Regions from separate parts of the Homo sapiens genome. Here all the other regions are linked to region 3. The links are chromatin contacts, found by Hi-C in ENCODE. All regions are on one chromosome and are shown on one strand. Each heading gives the region's core, a stretch centred on a gene start or an enhancer-like site at or near the end of the contact. The rest is flanking DNA. Distances are from core to core; before and after follow the strand shown. Region 1 holds the start of ARL4C (ARF like GTPase 4C). Region 2 holds the start of LINC01237 (long intergenic non-protein coding RNA 1237). Region 3 overlaps LRRFIP1 (LRR binding FLII interacting protein 1). Region 4 holds the start of FARP2 (FERM, ARH/RhoGEF and pleckstrin domain protein 2).

Region 1 (3,361 bases), core at 102-2,601, 3.2 Mb before region 3:
GGTCAGTAGCTCTGGCGTTCAGACAAAAGGTCCCCTGAGCTGGGGGTGGGGGGCAGGTCGAGAGTAGGCCGGTAAATCAGACTTCGCAGCTCCTTAAGTCACCAGTCCTGCATTTGGGTGCAGAGATTCCGTTTTAAAAATTCGAAGCATCGCTTTGGTTCGCTCTTTGTTCGCGGGCGCGGGTTCTCGCTCATCCATCCATCCATCCATCCAACCATCCATCCATCCATTCATTCTTTCTTGACGCACTCGCTCGCTCCCCGGTCGCTCCGGGCGCATTACCGCTTCTTCTTCTGCTTGAGGGACTTCCTGCGTTTCAGGATCATCTCATAGAGCTTGTCCATGCCCTCGGTGAGGCCCTCGCCGATGATGGCGCACGCCGGCTGGACGTGATAGGTGGTGGCCGGGATAAGCTCGTGCAGCGCCAGCTGCTTCTCAATCTCTGCCACCGGCAGCGACTTGGGCAGGTCCTGCTTGTTGGCGATGACCAGCAGCGGCGTGCCCTGGTTCTCGGCGAACTTGGTCACCTTGTGCAGCTCCGTCTTGGCCTCCTCCAGCCGGTCCACGTCCACCGAGTCCACCACGTAGATGATGCCGTCCGTGCAGCGGCTGTAGGACTTCCACAGCGGCCGCAGCTTCTCCTGGCCGCCCACGTCCCAGAAGTGGCAGCTGATGCCCTTGGCCGTGCCGTTGCTCAGCTTGATCTTCTCGGTGTTGAAGCCGATGGTGGGCACCGTGTTCACGAACTCGTTGAACTTGAGCCGGTAGAGCACCGTGGTCTTGCCGGCCGAGTCCAAGCCCAACATGACGATATGCAGGGACTGGAAGGCCGAGATGTTAGAGGAGATGTTGCCCATGGCTCCTGGCTGCGGCGCCAGCCACTGCGGCTGCGGCGGGAGGGCGCCGCCCCCCGAGCAGTCACGGGCCCGACGCGGCCGGGCGCACCTGGGCCCCGCCCGCCGCCGCCCGCACCGGCCCCGGGGCTCGGCGTCCCCGCGGGCGCACGGCTTGGCGCGCTCAGACGCCGCAGTCCCCGCGCCCTCGCCGGCCGGGCTCGCGATCGGCGGGCATCGCGTCTCTACGCGCGGCTTTGTCTCCCGCGAAGCCGCCTCAGATGTTCGGCGCCCTCCCCAGGCCTGGGCTCGCTCTGTGGTTTCCTCGGGCCGCGCCCCCGCGCTCCGGCAGCTGCCCGGGCTCTCCGCTCTCCCGGCGCCCGGCGCTCGCCTCTGGCCTGGGACGGCGCTGCTCCTGCTCCTGCTCCCGCTCCCGCTCCCGGAGCGCGGGCTTCCCCGGGAGTCGCTGTCCGCTCGGCAGCCTCACAGTCCCCGCGCCGCCGCAGCAGCCGCCAGCCTGCAGCGGCCGGAGAGCTCCCGGACCCGCCCCCTCGCGCCCCGCCCCGGACCCGCCCCCGGACCCGCCCCGGGCCCCGCCCCGCCCGCCGCCGGGGGTCAGGCGCGGTCCTCCCCGCCCAGCCGGCCGTTTTCGCGCGCTTCGCTGCGTCCCCGCCGCCCCCCGCCGCCCCCCGGCCCCTCCCGCGCCGCGCCGCGCAGACACAATGGGCGCGGAGCCGGCTCTTCCTCCCCAGCGGCTGACGCGTTTGCAAAAATAGCTCTCGGCTCCCGGAATCCCCGCCCGGGTCCTAGCCCGCCCCCTGCCCCTCCGGGCCGCAGCCGTGGGCGACGCAGCCTGCCTGAGGGAGTGGGTCCCGGGGTCCCAGCTCTGTGGGCGCGAGGCGGGGCAGGGCGGCCCCCAGGGTGACTGGGAGAGCGCCGCTCTGGGGAGTGAGGGCGGCGAGGCTGGGGCCTCCAAACCCCAGAAGGGACGGGACGGGGCTGGCCTCGGTGAGCTGCCAGCCTGCGCTCTGGATCCAGCCGGGCGCGTCCCCTCCCACCCTCGCGCCGCGGCTGTCGCCGGCCCCGGCCCCCAGTGACGCCCAGGCTCGCCTCCTGCCTGGGTTCCAGGGGGCTGCACCCGGCCAGCGCCGCCCTCCGGAGCCCAGGCCTGTGCCCAGGGCACCCTGGAGGCCCAGCCTTTCTTGCCCGGTGGCGGCGGTTGGGGCAGGGTCGGACCTAGGCCGCGATGGGGGATTAGAAGACCTACCTGCCCCAAGTAGCTCGGACAGCTCACCCTCCCAGACACGCCTGGGCTACCTCATTTCGTCCGCATCGACTCTGCTGACATCCCAGGGGAAGCGTCAGCATTTCGGGAGAGCACCCCTTGCCACCCGACTTTGGGAACTGAGAACCACCTGCCCGCAGGTGAACTACTCCGCAGAAATGGCAACACCAGCCCCGGGGGCTGAAAGAAAATGTGTCTACAGCTTGGAGCTGGTGGCGCAGTGGGTTACAAACACTGATATTCCACGGGTTCCACCTCCTGTCACCTCAGTTCAATGGTTTTATTCTGGTTTGTAAACATGTAACAAATGTATATCCTCTCTGGGTGCGGAGAAAAGTGAGAGTATATTATGGCAAACACACAGATCTGGGGAGAGCTGCTCCGCAGGAGACAGCAGGCCGCAGCATGGGCGACCGCATCTTCCCAGCTCTAGCTTATGAGACAGAAACGACGGAAACGGGGTCAAGGGAGAAGAAAATGAAAATGCTAAGAATTTATGAATAAAAGCTAGAATTTTAGAGAAATACTTTATCACCTTCTGTTCACAAACCACGAAAAGACATATGATATCGTTGGTACCAAAGCATGTGAGAAGACCTCACCTGTAGAAGGAAGGACAAGCCACCACCACCCCTATCCTTGGAATTCCCAAGGTGGCAGCCGGAGCGACCATCCACTCTACTGAGTGGATTTGGGGCTGGAAACGAAGTATCAGGCTGGAAAGGACCCTGCCTATCATTCCACCCAACGTTGTCCAGTGAGGTAACAAGGCCTAGGCGCCCGTGACGGCTAAGGCAGAACCTAGAGGCCCACTGCCTGCTCCAGGACCAAGGGTCTGTATGCACAAAACTGGGCACCTGCCTGCCCTCTTCCTCACATCCCACTCTACCCACACGCTATTTCCTTCAATGAGGAATAAAGTGAGCCACCCGAAGGATAGAGTTCAACAGAAAATATTGGCTGCACTGTGCCACTTACTTCATTTTAAATAAAAATGGAAATGTATTCACTGACATCACTGAAAAGTTAAGGATAAAGGTCCTCTTCAGGCATGGCTAGACCCAGGAGCTCAAAAGGAGTCTTTCGAGCAGGTGTCTCTCCAGTCCTCCTCCGTGTTCCCCTGTGTTGATTCTTTTTCCTTCTGGCAGCCTTGGACTCACATCCTTGGTTTAGATCCTGGAAAGGAAAAGGTACAACTCTTTCCCAGTAACTCTAACCAAAGCCTGGAGCACGCACCCTGGAT
Region 2 (3,383 bases), core at 208-2,707, 4.2 Mb after region 3:
TGTCTGCAGGTGGCAATCTGAGTGCCTGTATGCTACTCCTGTGGGCAGCTAGCACCCTGGTACCCCTGGGAACAGAGCGTGAATGCCTTTAAAGCTAGTTGGAGCAGAGAACCAATTCCAGACACCCAGAGACATTTAGATAACTCATTACTAGGGTCCTGGCCCTGGGATCACTCCCAGGACTAGTTCTGTGTCTGTCCAGGTGTGATCCAGGAGTGCAGTGACGGATGTGGATGTGGGATTGGCACAGGACTTCCGCCAGCAGAAGAAAGGAAGGGAGGGGAGGGGAAGAGAGGGCAGGGGAGCAGAGCGGAGGAGAGAGGGGAGCAGTCTTTCCAGCTGGGGCTGGCCTAGGCTGCTGGGTCATTTGGGAAGAAAAGGTGATTTGGACTCAGGGAGACTGAGGGTGCCCTCGGGCCAGCATCTGAGGAGAGTGACAGGGGTTTCCTGGCTCCACAGCCCCAGGTGGCCTTGGTGGGTGCAGGCAGAAAATGACCTTTTCAAGTCCAGTTCCAACCCAGAGGGGGTTCCTAGACCCAGCGCCAATCAAGGGGCACCAGGGAGGCAGCAGAGGTTCCCGCAAATCCAGAGCAGAGTGGCTGCCAGACACCCCACATCCTCTTCGCAGCAGACTGAAGGCCACCCCACACTTGGAGGAGCCCGGGTGAAGCATCTGGGGAAGACCCTCAGCCCTGGGAGAGTCCCTCCAGGGGTGAGCAGGTGGGCTGCCCCTCAGGGTGCGGCTCATTTCGATGTAAGTTTTATAAAATAAGAAAAGGCGCCCTATAGCACCCCTTTGGGAGCCTCGTGTCACCTCCAAACATATACCTCGCTTCCAGGTCAGAAGTAGTGAAATGACCATTGCCAATGCAAATGGAACTGCCTTAGGACACATGGGGGAGGTTAGGGCCTGCTGTGGGGCCTTATGGTGGGCCCCGAGGGGCCCCGCACACCTGTGCTCACCTCCCAGGTCATCGCTGGGCCGCCTCTGTCCCCTGGGAGGCTCTGCCTCGGGGAGCCCTCTTCCCAAGCTCCCAGCAATGACTTCCAGGCCTCCCTCAGCATCAAGAGGAGCCACGTCTTCTTCTTGTGACCCAGCAGTATAATTCACCCTAAATAATGGCAGAATGGGTTGTGTGTAGTCTTTAAAAGTCAAAACAATTTTGCACACAACAGGAGTCATTCAGCAGTGGCTAACACTCTCCTGACCTGTGTCGGCGCTGGGCTCCAAGGTGTACCTCCGCACGCATGGGGTTAACTACGCCCCCATGACCATTCCCTGCAGGAGGGGCGGGACAGAGGACTGCGTTATGTTTCTCCTAAAAGAAAATCATGAAAGTCACACACTCCAGGTGCCACACTTATTATGGAGGGAGGGAAAGCAGATGAGCGGGCGGGAAAACTAGCGGGCTTGCCACGCCCAGGCAGCGCTGCTCGGGTTTCCGCTTCCTCCGCCCCTTCCTTTTTCTCTGTGCATCCTCAGTGACGCGGGGCACAGCTCTGCCCGGGGGCCTACCAGAGCCCACCTGGACCCCACACTGGGTCAGCCCTGGTGCGGAGGAGGCCGCTGTAGGTGGGCACGGGGCAGCACGCGTTAAGGGGCTGGACGGGGGGTGGCCATGCGTGTGAGGGCGCTGAGCAGGGGCGTGCCCATACGTGTGAGGGGGCTGGGTAGGGGCGTGGCCCAGCGTGTGTGTGTGTGTGTGTGTGTGTGTGTGTGTGTGTGTGTGTGTGTGGCTGGACAGGGGTGTGGCCACGCGCGAGGGGGCCGTGCAGGGGGCGTGGCCACGAGCGAGGAGACTAAGGGGCGTGGTCACGCGTGTGAGGGGCTGGGCTAGAGGAGTGGCCCTGTGTGCGGGGGCTGGACGGGGGCGTGGTCATGTGCGAGGAGGCTGAACAGGGGGCGTGACCACGTGTGGAAGGGGGCTGATCGGAGGTGTGGCCACATGTAAGGGGGCTGGGCAGGGGGTGTGGCCACGTGTGAGGGGGGGCTGGGCCGGGGCGTGGCCACACGTGTGCTGGCTCTGCTGTGGGCTTCCTTCCCTTCCTGTGCAGGTGGTGGTGCCCTCTGCGCCTTCACTGGGGCCCAGCCAAGTAACTGAATCCAGCCAGGAGCAAGGGCAGACGCTGGCACAGGTCCTGCCACTGTCCCCAACCTGGGTTTCAACACAGCTGAGGCCTGGCATAGTCTTTCTGGGCGCCTCTGGCTGGCTCGGTCTGAAAGGTGGGACAGATGCAACTGGGGCCTCCCCGGGTGCAGCGTGGGTGGCTCCTGGCTGGGGAAGTGAGAAGCCCTCCGTGCGGTGTCTCTGAAGCAGCCCCAGGCCAAGGCTGTGGCGTGCTTGGTGGTGCTGTAGGCCCAAGATGTTTATGGGTCGAGGGTCCCCGGGGCCGGGATTCTGATCCCTGGTGAGAGGTGGCTGGGAGGAAGTCCAGACGTGTCCTGAGTGGCCATTCCTCACACTGAGGTGACACCGCCTCTCCAAACACGTGACGTGGCTGGAAGCAGATGCTGCTGTCCGGTTCTCCCTCCTCTCCGTCCCTGGCTGGGACATGTGGATCTCACCCGCAGCCACTTTCTTCTGGCCTCTGTCCCCCTGCCTGGGACACGTGGACCTCACCCCCAGTCTCCTTCTCTCCTCTGCCCCCCGCAGGCGCGGCCAGGTCACAGTCGGCACCAGAAGTTTGGCAGATCTCAGTGAGGCGTTAGTTTGCATTTCCTTGTGACGGGTGAGTTGAACACCCTTTCATGAGTGTATTGATCACTGTGTACCTTCTTTGTTGAAATGTCGTCAGTATTTAAAGTCACAAATCTTCCTCTAAGACTATGCTACAATTTTTGTGTAATATTTTGATGGATATTTGAAATAAGTGCTAATTTTCTTTGGATTTCTTCTTTGACCCATGCTTTATTTAGAAGAATCTCTTTATGTGTGTATTTATTTTTTAAACCCTCTATTCTGAGAAGCATATTTAGAAGAGTATTGCCCACTTTCCAAATATGTGGAGAGTCTAAAAGGAATCTTGCTATTACTGATTTAATTCCATTTTGATCAAGGAACAAACTGCAGGATCTCACTTTTTAAAATTACAGAGACTTATTCTTACTGTTTAACATAAGCCCTATCTTTGTAAATGCTCCGTATACACTCAAAAATTACTTGTGTTCTGCAGCTGTGGGGTGGGATGCTCGCCAAGAGTTAATGAGGTGCAGCTGGTTGACAGTGCTCTTTAAACCGGCGAATCCTTCCTGTCCCACCCGCTGTGCTTGCAGTCCCGAGAGAGCTGTTACATCTCCAACTAGGACAGTGAATTTCTCTATTCTTTCAGTTCCGTCCGTTTTTACTTCGTGTTTTTTGAAACTGTTATTATCTTTTTAGGCA
Region 3 (3,750 bases), core at 988-3,487:
CCTCTAGGATTTTGCCGTTGTCCAGCTCAATATGCAGTCGTGGGGCTACGGCTGTAGTTTGGCATTAAAATTGGGCAGGGGATGAGGCGGAGAGGGTTTGCAAATACACATTTTCATGCAGCTTGTGGTTGAACATGAATGGGAATAAAAGTGAAAGGGTGCACTTTGGAAAAGAAATATAAAACCCTAGCTTTCCACTTAATCAGGTGTTCGTGGGATCTTGGTAAAAGTATGAGCCCCAAACAATCACTCTTTCATCAGGTAGAAATTAATCATCTACTGGGTGTGTGTGTAAGATTTAAGATGAATCAGACTGCCTTGACCTTGGGAGAGCTTATTAGGAAATGCCAGAGAGAGGTGTAGAAGTAGAGTCTGATGAACTCATACTGAAAAGCCAGTTCTTTGCTTGTCAGATGGTTGCTGTTTTTTAAATGTCCATTTTAGTGTGGTTTTTCTGTGACTTCGTTTAAAACTCTGGCAGTGGGCCAGCCCTCTGGAGCCGGTTTTTACCCCTTCAACTAATTAGTTCCTAGGGGCCTGGGAAGAGAGACCCTTGAATCACCATCAGGGAAGGGTTCTTGAAAGAAGGAAGGGTGGGAATGTGGTTGAGCGGTGCCAGTGTTCTGAGGAGCAGCCTGGGACACCATAGATGGCAGGAGGAGGATGGAGGTGAAGAGCTGCCTGCTGGACTTAGAGTCCTTGGAGAAGGGAAGAGTAAACATTGAGAACAGGATGTGAGGAAACTAGGGACAGGCTAATCAGAGGAGTAGGTAGAGGCACACCTGGAGCAGCTAAGGCACTGGCTACAGGGTCTATTACTTAAGGCTGGGAGCCTCCTGGGCGGGTCTGGGTTCAGATGACTTCGAGATGCTGCCGGGAGGAAGGGAGAGGAAAGTCTGGACTGTGTCCAACTGAGTAGTTATGTGATCAGCCCAGGCCCACTGTCCCTCACCCCCAGTTCCAGAACCCAATAAGCTTTGAAGACCGGAAGGTTTGTGTTTTGTTTTGTTTTTATAAGTTTGTGGCAGAATTTTGGCAGTGAGACTTGCCCTGTCCAATGGGGGGCTAGTTTTGGTCTTCACTGATCCCTCTGAGTGTGAATTTTCTTACGTTTCTCTGCAGTCTTGTTGATGTCTTTGATTAAGGGCTGCTACTCTGGGTTGTACCAGAATATATGGTGTATGCATCTTACTACGTTTCTAATGTCCAAAAATGCTGAATTCTGAATCATGGCCCCAAGGGTTTTCAGAGAGAAGTTGTGAACCTGTAGGAGCTTTTCTTGGTAAATGGTAGCAAAAACTGTATCAGAGTGAGACATGGTGAACAAAAGCAAAATGCAGTTCCTGTTAAGAGGCTAATGTTCAGGTAGGGAAGGAAATGTGCTGAGTGGTGATGGGAATTGGGGGTCATCATGGGTGGGGGGTAGGGCGTCACCCAGCGGCTGCCCTGGGCCATGGGCTGGGTATAGGCACAGGAAAGTGGTTGTGGGTGTTTCACACTGGTTTGTGCCAGTTCTTGCTCTGCATTGTGTCCGTGGGTTCAGGGATGGGTCTCCTGCGGAAAGGAGGGACTGGGGGCCGCACCCATGCAGAGGAGAGCCGGGTTGGTCAGAGGAAGTAGATTTGGCAAGCTCCACCTCAACTAGAAGACAAAAGCAGGATCTGAGTGGGAGCCTGGGCTTCTTCAGCAAGTGGGCACCAGCCCTGGAGCTGTAGGAGAGGGTCCGATGCGGACAGTGGAGACACTGTGCATTTCTGCAGCTTTTGTAACTTCCCTGTGTTTGCGATGGCTTGTGTCACCCCGCTCTCTTTCCACATACTGATTAGCATTCAGCCCTTCTAAATGACCAGCACTGTCCCAAGAAAGGGCTGTTAGGGGAGAGCGTGGACACACAGTCTCCCAAGTCCCATCTCATTATAGGTACCTGGGCCAGGGTCCCCAGGTGTGGGAGAGTGGAGTCTTGACCAATATGGGGATGAATCAGTTGGCACGAGGCGGGCTGGCCCTGCTCTAGCTCAGTCTGAGATGGTGGAGCGTGGAATCATATGGTGTGTGTTTTAGGCATGTCATTTCCCCGGGCAGGTAAGACATAAATATAGTAAGGTAGGTCTTTTCTAGTAGTATTGAGAGTGTCCTACTGGGGCAAAGATGGAGACTAAATTTCCCTTTTTCTTTAAGAGTCAGTTTCTGTTCAGCCTGAGTTAATATCCCACAGCGGAAGCCTCCTTAGCAAATTTCAAAAAACCCTGCAGTCTCAACTGCCACTTATGCTGAGCACAGGAAATCAAGTTATTTATAGTTGCAGAACGGTGTTTCAGCGAAGTTGATTGGAGAGTTACCTGATTATAGTGAGATTCTTATCCAATCCCTACAGAATTGTGAGACTAAATGTTGGTGCAGCATGTTTGGTCCTCAAAAGGCAATGTCCAAGAGGAACTTCTTATCCCCGAAAAATCAGGCTGTGTGACTCAGCAAAGGAATTGTTTATGACTGGTTACTCATATGCCAGTGCTTCCAGAATATCTGCTCGTATTTAAAGGAGTGATCTTGAAGCCCCAGAGGCCATAATGTTTAGATTACCAACCTCTTCACCAATCAGTAAGTCCATTACATCTCACTACGTGTTAGACATGGGACAGGAGAAGAGGATTTTTATTACCTCACTGTTATTACTGGAGGCCGCCCAAATTTGTTTTTTGTTTTTTTTTTTTAAATAAAGAAGCTTGTTTTCATGGAATGGACTTACTAGAACTTTTATTATTCAGACTACCTAGATAAAATTAAGTAAATTCGTTTCTTTCTCCCAAATTAAATATTTTGACTACATGCAAGATTTAATCATTCAAAATTGCCATGTATTTGATTATAGACCAGTAGTATAATCCCCCTGCCCCAGGCCAGATTCCAAAACAATAAACCAAAACACACACACACCTGGCAACAGAAATTATATGTATTCCGAGACTCATTCATTCATTTTGGAAAGGGCCAGTGTTTCCAGTGGTTTCTCCTTGGGATTGTAACTTTACAACTTTAAAACTAGGTAAGTAGTTTTCCCTTGAATCTAAAGTATAACTACTTTGTAGTAGAGAAGTAATTTATCTTAAATCACTATAATGAAGATTTACTCTTAATTTTAACCAAAATGTTTCATTTATTTGTGTAATGAAGATGATCAAAGCAACGCCACCTGTGATCCTTCTGTCTTTTTTACTGTATGTGGCACGTGGCTGTGTGATTTTCCTAGGGAAAGGAGTGGGCTTTCCCTGTGGGTTGAGAACCTCTGTCCCCCTCCTCTGAAGTTTCCCCAGTTTTTCCTGCTTCTCTGCTAGGTGGGTGCCTTAGCATGCTTGTCTTCTCATCGTGCTTCTAAACTTCTCTGAACCGGATTTATACTCTTAGGTCAGTAGCTGTCAAAGAAGACACTAAGTAGTGAAAGTAGCTAATATTTACCAAACCCCTGCTGCGCCCACCTGGTGTTTTATGTGAAGGTCTTCTCTAACCCTTGCTGTAACCTCATGGGGAGCAGATCGTTTTCTCTCAGTTTTTCAGATAAAGAGGAAACTGAGGCTCAGAAAGGTCAGGGACTTTCCAAGCCCTCACAGCTAGTCAGCAGTGGAGCCAGTTCAGACCCAGGCCTGCTGACTCGGAACTGGTACTGATAACTGTCACCACTGTATGCAATGCTGCAGGCAGGGGCTGGCAGGTAGTAAATGTGCAAGATATAGCTGTGGCTGCCACGGCTGCTGC
Region 4 (3,487 bases), core at 1-2,500, 3.7 Mb after region 3:
CACAGCACCATAGGAGGAGTCTCTTAAGTGCCCGGGTGTTTCCTGAAGTTAATTATTCCCTCAACAGCCACATGGTGACAGTGGGTGACAGGGCCGGGCTAGGAGAGCACGATGGGTAGGGTCTTGAAGAACACATAGGAGTTCAATGAACTTCTCAAGAGAAGGGAAGTGTGCCACAGCAAGTCAGTCTTCCATTCTCGGGTGGGGGTCCCTAGGCCAGAGGAAGGCCGTCCTGGCCGCCACCACGGAGCAGCCTGTCTCAGCCTTAGCACAGCCTCGCGCGATCCTTCGATGATCCCCTTCGGTCCCTGTAGTCCCACGAGGGATGCAATGCGTTGGAGGAAGGAGGAGGCTGGCAGCCAGGGACTGAGCCAAAGGGTGCAAGGACAGCCGGCAAGGCCCGGGCCAAGACCTATCCCCGCCCAGCGAGCCAGGCCTCGCCCAGCACCTATCCGCGCCCAGCAAGCCTAGGCCTCGCCCAGCACCTATCCGCGCCCAGCAAGCCTAGGCCTCGCCCAGCACCTATCCGCGCCCAGCGAGCCTAGACCTCGCCCAAGACCTAGCCCCGCCCAGCGAGCCGACTCCCCGCCCAGGACCTAGCCCCGCCCAGCGAGCCGACTCCCCGCCCAGGACCTAGCCCCGCCCAGCGAGCCGACTCCCCGCCCAGGACCTAGCCCCGCCCAGCGAGCCGACTCCCCGCCCAGGACCTAGCCCCGCCCAGCGAGCCGACTCCCCGCCCAGGACCTAGCCCCGCCCAGCGAGCCGACTCCCCGCCCAGGACCTAGCCCCGCCCAGCGAGCCGACTCCCCGCCCAGGACCTAGCCCCGCCCAGCGAGCCGACTCCCCGCCCAGGACCTAGCCCCGCCCAGCGAGCCGACTCCCCGCCCAGGACCTAGCCCCGCCCAGCGAGCCGACTCCCCGCCCAGGACCTAGCCCCACCCAACGAGCCGACTCCCCGCCCAAGATCTAGCCCCGCCCAGCGAGCCTTGGCTTCGCCTAGGACATTGCCTCGCTCAGCAAGCCGACGCCCCGCCCAACGAGCCGAGCGCTGCACAGATTTATATCCTACGCAGCTGCCTGCCTGCTCCCGCCCCTTCTCCGTCCGTTCACCAATCAGAACTCGATCTTGCGCTTTCAGGCCGCGGGACGGGAAGGCTCCGCCCTGGCGCCCCGCAGGCCAATCGACTGCGCGTCCGCGTCGCGGGGGCGGGGTCAGGGCGGGGCGCGCTGCGCGGGGGCTGCCGGCGGGCAGTTGGGAGCAGGCGACGCCGACGCGAGTCTGGCGGCTGCTGCTTGCGACTGCGGAGGCCGGGCGAGGCCGGTGAGGACGCGGCGGGCGAGCGAGAGGCCGAGGGTGAGGACGTGAAGCGGCCTGGGCGCGTGGGGCAGGGGTGGGCCTCTCCGGGTGGGCGGCGAAGCCCGAGGCCCGAGGCGAGAGGCCCAGGCGGGGGGGGCGCTGAGGCCGCGGTCCACCAGAGATGGTCCCGCCCGGCCTCTGAAGGCCATCGTGAGGCGGCTGGAGCTCCTAGGCGGGTCCGGGTTAGAGGAGCGTCCGTCTGTAGGGAGCCTGCCGCGTGGGGGCAGGCGGGGCGGTGGGCCGGGGAGTGGCCCGCGTGGACTCCCGGGTTGAGGGGTGCCGCGTGGAGGAGGCCGGTGGGGCTGTAGACCGGGGAGTGTCCCGCGTGGACTCGCGGGTTGAGTTGTGCCCCGTGGAGGCCGGCAGGGCCGTGGGCCGGGGAGTGTCCCATCCCGGAAGGACACCCCAGAGTGGGCCATAGGGACCCGCAGGGTATGGGCCTGGAGGTGCCTGGTGGAGGCATTTTGAGCCGTTTGCCTTTTTAGCATTTCTTTAAATTGTATCTTAAAGGTGGGAATCAAGTGTTAGGTGTTAATATTTTTACTCCACTAAGGGCTAGAAATACTCATAAGCCAGTGGGTAGCCTTTGGGAAACCCATGAAAACTGGGGACCAGAATATGGCCCAGTACATTACACACCCGAATTACGGGCACCTTTTCCGTTTACGCTATGGCAGCAACCCCTGGCCTATCATGTGCCATTAATGGATGTGAAAAGCAGAAATTAGAACAAGGCATCATTGAAGGAAAGATTGTCAATACATAGTGTTAAAAAGGGATGGGCAAATTTAAAACCCAAGGCCAAATCTTTAAAGGGTGGTTTTTCTCTCTGGGTTTTTGTTTTTGTTTTGTTTCCGTGGGATATTTTTGTCTGGGCCACTGTGTAAATGTTTGATAACCCTGAGGTGGCAGTGGGTTAGCGTGTTGGTCTTGTGTAGACTGCCTTATAACAGGCGACACAGATTTTCTCAGTACCAGAGAGATGGGAGAGGACATTTGAGGTAGGGAAGCATGGAGTAACCTTTACTTGTAGGCCAAATATAATTTAAATTTTCTACATCTGCTTGTTGAAAGTTTTGTTTTGTTTTGTTTTTTGAGGTCCTTAAAGGTTTAGGAAGCACTTCATGCTCGTTATTTATTCAGTTTTCCAAAACTCTTCAGAGACATGACCAAGTTGCACAGCCCCGTTTTAAAGTAGAGGAAAGGGAGGTTGAGAGAGGTGGAATGACCAGTTTAGGGTCACACCTAGGGTACTTGCAAATACCATCTGTACTTCTCATGTGCCCTATCCTTGTTGCAGATTCTCATTAGGTGGTTCACTGTTAACAAACTAAATGCTGATGATGCAGTTTCCTGGACTGCAGACGTTTGCTGGCTTATTTACCTATAGGACTATCAGTCGTTAGTAAATTTCCAGGTTCCTTGTATACTAATTCCTTTCCCAAAGAGGAAGTTGATATAAGGTGTATTCATTTCTCTCTGCCTCAGGTTCCTTATTCAAAAAATGAGTTTAAAATTTACTTGGCCAGGCACAGTGGCTGTAATCCCAGCACTTTGGGAGGCCGAGGCAGGCAGATTGCATGAGCTCAGGGGTTCCAGACCAGCCTGCTCAACAGGGCGAAACCCCATCTCTACTAAAAATACAAAAATTAGCTGGGCTGGTGGCGCACGCCTGTAATCATAGCTACTTGAGAGGCTGAGGCACGAGAATCACTTGAACCCAGGAGGTGGAGGTTGCATTGAGCCAAGATTGTGCCACTGCACTTCATCCTGGGCGACAGAGCGAGACTCTGTCTCAAAAAAATAAAAAAATAAATAAAAAAAGCTGTGTTAACAAGATGCCTGGCACAAGGTAAGTGCTTAATAAATGTTAGCCATTATTATTATCAGGTGGACAAATAATCCGAGTAGAAAGTAGAACAAGCTAACCCTGGATATTTACAAAAAACAGTAGAGAAAAAATTAGGCAATAATTAAGCAAATTTATCCTGTTTAGAGGGAATGGTATGAACTGGATTGCCAAAGCAAAGATCAATGCATGGGCAATTCCATGTGAGCTCATTTAAATCCATTTGGCCCAAAGAATTCAGTTGCTTCCTTCCTTTCCAAACACCCCTGCTTCTAGTCACA

Evidence for each region. A loop is a pair of places that touch in the nucleus more often than their neighbours do. Pooled maps may share reads with other maps.
Region 1: a map of CD8-positive, alpha-beta T cell shows a loop between it and region 3 (7-fold over the local background). The contact joins the promoter of ARL4C here to the enhancer-like site in region 3. A Hi-C loop is called at or near these places in 2 of 168 maps with a recorded cell type or tissue (CD8-positive, alpha-beta T cell and naive thymus-derived CD4-positive, alpha-beta T cell) and 8 of 50 pooled maps.
Region 2: a loop to region 3 is called in a map of naive thymus-derived CD4-positive, alpha-beta T cell, with 9 times the contacts of the local background. The contact joins the promoter of LINC01237 here to the enhancer-like site in region 3. A Hi-C loop is called at or near these places in 1 of 168 maps with a recorded cell type or tissue (naive thymus-derived CD4-positive, alpha-beta T cell), 1 of 37 single-sample maps with no recorded cell type and 7 of 50 pooled maps.
Region 4: a pooled map shows a loop between it and region 3 (30-fold over the local background). The contact joins the promoter of FARP2 here to the enhancer-like site in region 3. A Hi-C loop is called at or near these places in 6 of 37 single-sample maps with no recorded cell type and 4 of 50 pooled maps.

The regions. Positions count from the first base shown.
Region 1 is chr2:234,495,730-234,499,090 of GRCh38, forward strand. ARL4C (ARF like GTPase 4C) reads right to left here and starts at 1,352. Exons shown (of 2, transcript NM_001282431.2): 1 at 283-1,352; 2 at 1-107. The coding sequence starts at 857. The coding sequence ends at 77. RefSeq lists silencers at 930-1,029, 1,140-1,429 and an enhancer at 1,614-2,387.
Region 2 is chr2:241,879,906-241,883,288 of GRCh38, forward strand. LINC01237 (long intergenic non-protein coding RNA 1237) reads left to right here and starts at 1,458. Exons shown (of 4, transcript NR_110220.1): 1 at 1,458-1,573; 2 at 2,655-2,730. LOC105373978 (a long non-coding RNA gene) reads right to left here and starts at 1,422. Exons shown (of 3, transcript XR_924077.3): 1 at 1,210-1,422; 2 at 964-1,112. RefSeq lists an enhancer at 888-1,478.
Region 3 is chr2:237,693,059-237,696,808 of GRCh38, forward strand. The region is part of intron 1 of LRRFIP1 (LRR binding FLII interacting protein 1); the gene reads left to right. Among named protein-coding and RNA genes, the nearest start is that of LRRFIP1, 67 kb to the left of the region's middle. RefSeq lists an enhancer at 1,524-1,703. Within about 2 kb of position 2,238, at least 23 of the 41 ENCODE cell types and tissues checked have a DNase peak (open chromatin) inside an H3K27ac peak, as active enhancers do; they include CD8-positive, alpha-beta T cell, where a contact is called at or near this core.
Region 4 is chr2:241,355,035-241,358,521 of GRCh38, forward strand. FARP2 (FERM, ARH/RhoGEF and pleckstrin domain protein 2) reads left to right here and starts at 1,251. Exons shown (of 27, transcript NM_014808.4): 1 at 1,251-1,354. RefSeq lists a silencer at 1,039-1,588.